Regions from separate parts of the Homo sapiens genome. Here all the other regions are linked to region 3. The links are chromatin loops, found by intact Hi-C in ENCODE. Cell type or tissue: heart right ventricle. All regions are shown on one strand. Region 1 overlaps DENND2A (DENN domain containing 2A). Region 2 has its middle 27 kb from the start of MKRN1. Region 3 overlaps DENND2A (DENN domain containing 2A).

Region 1 (2,500 bases), 49 kb before region 3:
TGGCCTCTCAAAGTGCTGGGATTATAGGCATGAGCCATTGCGCCCGGCCAGGCAGGTTAATTTTTATGCACAGCCTGGTTTCTACCATTCTGGGAGCATCTTTGAGAATTTGATGTAAACTGTGGATCTTCACCTCTGAAAAAGTAATGGACACACCAAAGCCTGGGTAGAACTTGGAGGGGCGAGGGGGTCCATAACTCCAGCTAAGAGGAAGGATGAGAGGTCACCTCCCCTCATTTTCCTCATTTCTATTTATCCTCGGAAGGCCCCTTGCTCCCGCTCCCTAAAGGTTGAGAACCCCTGCCAGGCAGTATGGCCCCTCTGGGCCATTGTTGAGGTCGGCGCCCCTCCCTTTTGTGTTTCTGTGAGGGTCGCTGGTGAGAGCTGAGGGCAGGGGTCACCTGGTAGTGGCCCTGAGGCTTGCTCTGAGAACCTGCCTCAGCTGTGTTCGGGGCTTTTCCTGCCTCCCCGCTGTCCCTGCTGTCCCCACTGTCCCCGCTGCAGGACAGCTCTTAGGTCGCCCTGAGGTTTTTGGCCTTCTCCACACCCTCCCTGCTTCTGGTCCAGAAAACGCAAGCTGCCTCTCTGGCTGCACACGGCTCATGACGCCGCCCCAGCGTTCTCACCCTCCATCTTGTTACCATCAGCCGCAAAAGGTCCCCCCGCCCCCCACCGTGTACAGGCAGTGCACATCCACTATTGCATTAATGCTGCTCTGGGCCCCTGGAATGAGATGGGAACGGGGTCAAAGTTGTGGCTATGTGTTGGAAGGTGGGCCGTGAGCAGTGTCGTAAACTTGAAGACCCCTAGAACAGTTTACTGACCTCTTTTTGTGTGTGTGCCTCTAAAAGCCAGGGACTACTCAGGCAGTGGACAGTTCCATGGCTTCTTCTAAGAGAACAAGGCAGTCAAGAAGAGTCAGGTCCATTTGGGAAGAGAGACGTCCATGGCCTCGGCCACCAGGTGGCATCACTGTCCCTTCTGGAAGAGCAGCGTGTCTGGGAAGCCACATCCGTCTACAGCTCCCGTTCCTCCCTAGCCTCCACTCTAGGGCAAGGGCCCAGCCTTTCACTAGGAGGCCTCACTCCCTGAACCCGAGGCACCGGCTCCGCCTCCTCCCCTCACAGTCCTCATGTGTCGTCAGTCCCGCTCCGAGGAGCACCTCATTTCTGTTGCCCATCACCACTCCTCTTAGCTCCATTGCTGAGCGGCCGGATGGGACGAACGAGGGGAACGTGTAGGGCAGGACAGGCTCCTCTTGGCCTTGGCATAATAAACAGAAAACCCACACATTTTTCTTACTTTTAATATCTAAGATAAAAAAAAAAACCCAACCACCAAAACAACCCATTTGCATGTCGGCGACACGCCTGGTCTCGGGCTCCCTTTCTGGGGCTGTCCTCCCAGGCGGCTCCCAGGTCCTCATCCAGGGAAGAGCCCAGCCTCGGCCAGAAGCCACCGCGGCCTCCAGTTCCGCACCGTGACAACCTGGGACCCAGCCTTTCAGAAAGGCCACCAGGAACTGTTTTTAAAGCATAGGGCTGCACTAGGAGGAAGTTTTCCCTTGAGGCTGAGAGTTATTTCTTGTGGAGAAATTTCATTTTATTGCCTAAAAAAAAGGAAAATGAGAACATTTCACAAGGCAGACAAAGGAGGGTGAGATAAATCTTGCCCTTTCCACCCAGAAGTGGTGCGGGTAACGGGGCCCCCACGCCACCCCAGGGAGCCTCATCCCTTGCTCTGGAGAAGCCAAAGGGGCTTTGTTCTTTCCAGAGATCCCCGTGGGGTCTTCCTCAGACTTGAGGGGGTTTGAAAGGAAGACCATCAGAGCTGTCTAGGAGGGCTGGCTGCTTCTGTGGTAATAAAGGAAGCACCGAATTAACACATCCCTCAGGAGCCAGGGGAGGAGAAAGTGCCCAGCAATGCTGTGTGTATTTAAAACACTCTGCTTCCAGGTAGCCCTCCGTCCTGCAGGAGGCACAGATATGGCGCCCTTCACAGGCCCTCTGGGAGGGCCTCACTGCTGCAGACACCTCCCTACTGGGGCCTCCGTCCTCTTTTTTGGCTGTCTTCATTCTCCCTTTCCCTTTAAGGGCCTTTTCACTGATTAAACTACAGTCCTTGTAAGTGTCACGTTTCTACTTTCCAGAGGAATTTGGACACCAGTGCGAGTCTTTCTTGCCAGACGTCCTTGTCTGGTTCCCGCCATGCTCCCTCAGCTCAGTTCCTCTGAGATTTAACAGTGCAGGAGATCATAGAGAAAGAAGACAGCAAGAAAGCCCGGGGACCCAGAAAAGGAGGTGCTGGGGGCAGCGTTTCCTTTGTTTTCTCTTTGGGGACAGATTAGAACAGGAGGTTAAAATGCCAGTAGCATCTGCCCAGCGCAGGCCGTAGAGCTCTGCATTATTCAGGGCGCTGGCTCCAGTGGAGGGAACCGGCTGGGACTCCGAGACAGACAGCTCAGAGGCACACAGGCTGGGCACCCAGAGCCCGGGGCCTT
Region 2 (2,500 bases), 61 kb before region 3:
GTCTTGATTCATGGTCTATGCTAAATGTGTTTACATAGACATGTGTCTATGTGAAATGCTGCCTCACTGGCCACAGCCTCTACTGGGGAAATCCTCATGGCTAAAATGAGGCCTGGGATGCTTGGTTTGAGGTGGGACCCGTGTGAGGTGGGCAAGTTGGAAGGCCGTCAGAGCTAGGAAAGGGTAGCGGTGACATTGGCTCCTCGAGAAAGCAGCAGGGGCCTGTGGGAAGAGGTGTCTGTCCAGAGGTCCCGGGAATCCAGGAGTGTCTGTGCTGTGGAGGATTGAGGAGGGTGAGCCTCAAAAGCCCAGCCAATGCGTTGCCACTTGAACCTCTCTTTGCCCGAAAAATCAAATTTGAGGAGGAATCCAGCTCAGGATATTCTTTGTAAAATCAGAGAACAGAGGAGGGGAGTCGTAAGAGTCAGCTAGGGCTGCCATTACCAAGTTTCACAAATGTGGCTTAACTAAGAGAAACTCATCTTCCCCCAGTTCTGGAAGCTGGAAGTCTGCGATCAAGGTGTTGATTGGCAGGGTTGGTTTCTTCTGAGGTCTCTCTCCTTGGCTTGTAGATGGCCACCTTCTCCCCATATCCTCACACAGTTTTCTCTCTAAGTGTGTCTGTGTCCACATTTCTTTCTTTCTTTTTTTTGAGACGGAGTCTGGGTCTGTCACCCGGACTGGAGTGCAGTGGCATAATCTCGGCTCACTTCAACCTCAGCCTCCCAGGTTCAAGTGATTCTCTTGCCTCAACCTCCCAAGTAGCTGGGATTACAGGCGCGCACCACCACGCCCATCTATTTTTTTTTTTTTTTTTTTTTGTATTTTACGTAGAGATGGGGGTTTGTCATCTTGGCCAGGCTGGTCTCAAACTCCTGACCTCACGTGATCCTCTTGCCTCAGCATCCCAAAGTGCTGGGATTACAGGCATGAGCCACTACACCTGGCCCCAATTTTCTTTCTTTTAAGGACACTAGTCATGTTGGGTTAGAGGCCACCCATAGGCCCTCATTTTAACTTAATTACCTCCTCCAGACCCTATCTCCAAATATGGTTACATTCTGAGGTGCTGGAAGTTGAGACTTCAGCATATGAATTTTGGGATGGACACAGTTCAGCCCATAACGGGTGGGAGAGGAGAGACGGGTACCCATTGTGCCCCCAAATGCATCACAGGGTGGAAAGACTGGTCCTTTAAAGATTCTGGGGGTTAGCAGGTGTCTTGGATTGGTGAGAGTAAATAGGCTAGAGTGATCACCTCCAAACCCCTGGCCAGTCACAGAGGGCACCCTCAACCCCATTATCTTCTTTTTTTTTAAGTATAGATGGGGGTCTTGCTATGTTGCCAAGGCTGGTGTCAAACTCCTGGCCCCTCAAATGATCCTCTGGCCGCCTTGACCTCCCAAAGTGCTGGGATTATGTTATGTGTATTTTAACACAATAAAACATGTAACGGCTATGTAAATGGCTTTAAAGGGCATTTGGAATAGGTAAGGCTCACACAGAGCTCACACAGATGTGAGCCTGTTCTGCGTAAAGCCTGTAGGAGACAGAACTGCATCAGGAGCCTGGGCTGCTTGTCAGGAAGGCAGGCATCCCTGTGGAGAGAGGCCACAGACTGCAGTGCAGTCAGCTACCAAATAAGGAGGCACCCGAGCTATAAATAGCTGTTAAGACAAGCTGAAGCATGCCCTGACTTTAAGGTCAGCTCAGCTGTTAGCTGCCTGGCAGACATGGGGGCAACAGCTAACTCTCGTCTCCTCCCTCCTCAGGCACCCCCTTGTTTTGCACAGGGCTCCACCTCCCCCCTGTCTCCTGAATCTGACAATGTCAACATCAGCTGAAGGCCCTGGACCAGGCTTCCAGGTCACCCATCCTGGGTATAGCCACAGGTGTGCCAGGTGTCAGACAAGGCTGGAGACAGGAGGGATCTTTTCTGTTGTACAGATGGGGGAACAGGAGGCCGGTAGGAGAGGAGTCATGTTCCAAGTTCCACAGTAAACAGGTGGCAGTGCTGATGCAGCTGCTCCATGCCTCACTCTCTCCTGTGCCTCTCGGCCCCTTTGGTGCCCTGGCCCCCAGCAGGGAAGATAAGAGTCTGGAGTAATGGCTGGCATAAGTCTCCTCCCCTCCCCCAGGAAAGGCCAAGACAATCAGTTTGCCATTGAGATGCCAGTTGGGGCCCGGTGCTGTGGCTCACACCTGTAATCCCAGCACTTTGGGAGGCCGAGGAAGGCGGATCACCTGAGGTCAGGAGTTCCAGACCAGCCTGGTCAACATGGTAAAACCCTGTTTCTACTAAAAATACAAAAAAATTAACCTGACGTGGTGGCACGCACCTGTAATCCCAGCTACTCGGGAGGCTGAGGCATGAGAATCGCTTTAACCCGGGAGGCAGAGGCTGCAGTGAGCTGAGATCCTGCTGCTGCATGCCAGCCTGAGTGACAGAGCAAGACTCCATCTCAAAAAAAAAAAAAAAAAAAAAAAGATGCCAGTTGGC
Region 3 (2,500 bases):
CTTCTAGGCTAGGTTAGGAAGAGATGTGGCTGGCTGGATAAGGAGATGGAAGGAAAGGGCAAAGAGGATGGCACGGTCAGCACAGGGACCACAGCAAGTGAGAAAGCATTTCTGGCCATACTATTTTTTTTTTTTTTTTTTTTGAGACGGAGTTTTGCTCTGTCGCCCAGGCCGGAGTGCAGTGGCGTGATCTTGGCTCACTGCAACCTCCATCTCCTGGGTTCAAGCGATTCTCCTGTCTCAGCCTGAGTAGCTGGGACTGCAGGTGTGCGCCACCATGCATGGCTAATTTTTGTATTTGTCTGGCCAAACTTTTTAAGTCCCTGAATCTCTCCTTTCTGGGACCTCCCAAATTCTCTAGCAGCAGCATTTTTTTTTCATCTGATATACCCTAATTAGGACCCATTTTCAAGATTCTAGATGCTAGGTGTTCCTCAGACTCCCACACCTCCCTCAATTCATGAGTCCCAACAAGGTGATGGTTAGAACCCTGGCAGGCCACAGGGACCTGGCCACCCTGTTACCTTCAGAGGGAACTGTTGGGTGAGTTCTGGCACGTAGGCAGCCCCGGCCTGCTTCTTGTGCAAAGACACAACCACAAAGTACTCGAAGAGCTGCCTCTCCTGGTACTCGATGAGTTCCCGGGCAAGTGATGGGTACCGAGGCGCCTGCTTCAGCCGGGACTTCACGTTGACCAGGCGCTGGCTGTGAGCTGGGTGAGGGAGGGAGAGAGAAAGAGAGAAAGAGAGAGAGAGAGAGAGAGAGAGAGAGAGAGAGAGAGAGACAGAGTGAGCAAAGAGCCTGAAATGACCATGAGTCCATGTGGAATTGTGCCGAGCTGCAATAGGTTATGTAATTATCAGCTCAAGTACTTTTTTCTAATCCCCAAAGTGTTTCTGTGTCTAACAAATTAGTAGGAAACTCTTTATTTGGGATCTCTGCCAAAGTTCTGGGAGAACCAACATTCAGTTGGCTACCAAACCAATCAGGGTGCAGGAGCCTGGCTCTGCTCTGCCATGGTTTTGCTGTCTGGACTCTGGGCAGAGGCTGAAGATGTCCTTGCCTTCATCTGTCTGATGAGATGGGGACAGTGACTCCTCCCCTCACCCATTTCCCTCGTCTTTTGGTTGGTGTGATGTGACAGAATCCAGACTATAGGGCTTTTGGAGCTGGGAGCTTTGTAAACATCCCTTGTGACTCAACTGGCAGAGATCCCACTAACTCAGGAACTCCTGTCCACCTCCCCTCCTGCCACTAACTCTGCAATGAAATGGCCTTGCTTCATTCTAGAGGTGAGTCCGGGAGCAGCTGGGTGTCAGAGGTGAATGCAGCAGGGTCACTGAGTGGACAGGTCCCTGTCACCTCGTTCAGCAATCTGGACTTGCTTTCTTTTTTTTGAGATAGAGTCTCACTCTGTTGCCCAGGCTGGAGTGCAATGGCGCAATCTCAGCTCACTGCAACCTCCGCCTCCCGGGTTCAAGTGATACTCCTCCCTCAGCCTCCTGAGTATCTGGGATTACAGGCGCCTGCCACCACACCTGGCTAATTTTTCATATTTTTAGTAGAGACGAGGTTTCACTATGTTGGCCAGGCTGGTCTTGAACTCCCGACCTTGTGATCCACCCGCCTCGGCCTCCTAAAGTGCTGGGATTACAGGCGTGAGCCACCAAGCCCGGCCCCTGGACTTGCTTTCTTTGGCTTCTCCCTGGGGTCTGAAAAATTGCAGAAAACTCACTAAAGCCTTGGCCTAGACTATTTAATTTTAGACCCATAGGGACCAATTATTTCAACAACTTCATCAGACAGATGAACTAGAGGCCCTGGATCTTAAGTGATTTCCTCCAGATCACACAGTAATTTGAGCAGAAGTGGGCAGAAGCTCCAGGTCTCTGGAGGCTTAGGGCTGCAGTGTCAAGCCTTGAAGTGTGGAAAACCCTCAGGACATAGGGAGAGGCATGGGAGCAGGGGTCGCTGCCGTTACTGCAGCCACCCTGGCTCTCAGCAACTGTAGTGCCATTTTGATCATGCCCATGACGGACCGGCTCTGGAGCACCCTGTGGCCCCACTGTCTCCCGAGATGTCCACGCCTTGCCAAGCAAGCTCCGGCAGGACGCTTCTGTCCCTCATACTAAGGAGGAGGGGCCACCTTTGCAGCTTCCAAGTCACCTGCCTGAGTCCTGCACAGTAGTGGCTCTCCTCACCTTTCAGCTTCTCCTCTGTGTCACTGTCAGACTCACTGTTCTCATCTGTCACTAGAAGAAAAGAACAAGGAAGAAAATTGCAAATGTGAGTTCTTCTCATGTAGGAAACTCTTTCTATGTGGTAGCACAGATCAAATGTTCTAATTCAGAGGGGATGTTGAGTTGCCTCTTTTTTTTTTTGAGATGGAGTCTTGCTCTGTCACCCAGGCTGGAGTGCAGTGGCGCAATCTCGGCTCACTGCAACCTCTGCCTTCCAGGTTCCAGTGATTCTCCTGCCTTAGCCTCCTGAGTAGCTGGGA

What was found. Peaks named below come from ENCODE experiments on the same cell type or tissue, not always from the same donor. Only the 100,000 strongest peaks of a DNase experiment are listed, where the experiment ranks them.
Region 1: a loop joins it to region 3, with 1.9 times the contacts of the local background. A loop is called at or near these places in 9 of 110 quality-filtered maps.
Region 2: it touches region 3 in a loop (3-fold over the local background); 8 of 110 quality-filtered maps call a loop at or near these places.

Annotation. Positions count from the first base shown.
Region 1 is chr7:140,517,130-140,519,629 of GRCh38, forward strand. DENND2A (DENN domain containing 2A) reads right to left here. Exons shown (of 20, transcript NM_015689.5): 20 at 1,291-1,609. The coding sequence ends at 1,578. Among named protein-coding and RNA genes, the nearest start is that of MKRN1, 39 kb to the left of the region's middle. In heart right ventricle, a CTCF peak has its summit at 954 (motif pointing right); DNase peaks (open chromatin) are centred at 992 and 2,399; H3K4me3 peaks cover 551 bases; H3K27ac peaks cover 1,492 bases.
Region 2 is chr7:140,505,313-140,507,812 of GRCh38, forward strand. No RefSeq gene overlaps it. Among named protein-coding and RNA genes, the nearest start is that of MKRN1, 27 kb to the left of the region's middle. RefSeq lists enhancers at 1,386-1,976, 1,977-2,500. In heart right ventricle, a CTCF peak has its summit at 1,536; a DNase peak (open chromatin) is centred at 1,589; H3K27ac peaks cover 2,340 bases.
Region 3 is chr7:140,566,562-140,569,061 of GRCh38, forward strand. It overlaps DENND2A (DENN domain containing 2A), which reads right to left. Exons shown (of 20, transcript NM_015689.5): 8 at 2,202-2,252; 9 at 525-712. Among named protein-coding and RNA genes, the nearest start is that of DENND2A, 73 kb to the right of the region's middle. In heart right ventricle, no CTCF peak of the experiment used is centred here; DNase peaks (open chromatin) are centred at 660 and 1,100; H3K27ac peaks cover 2,481 bases.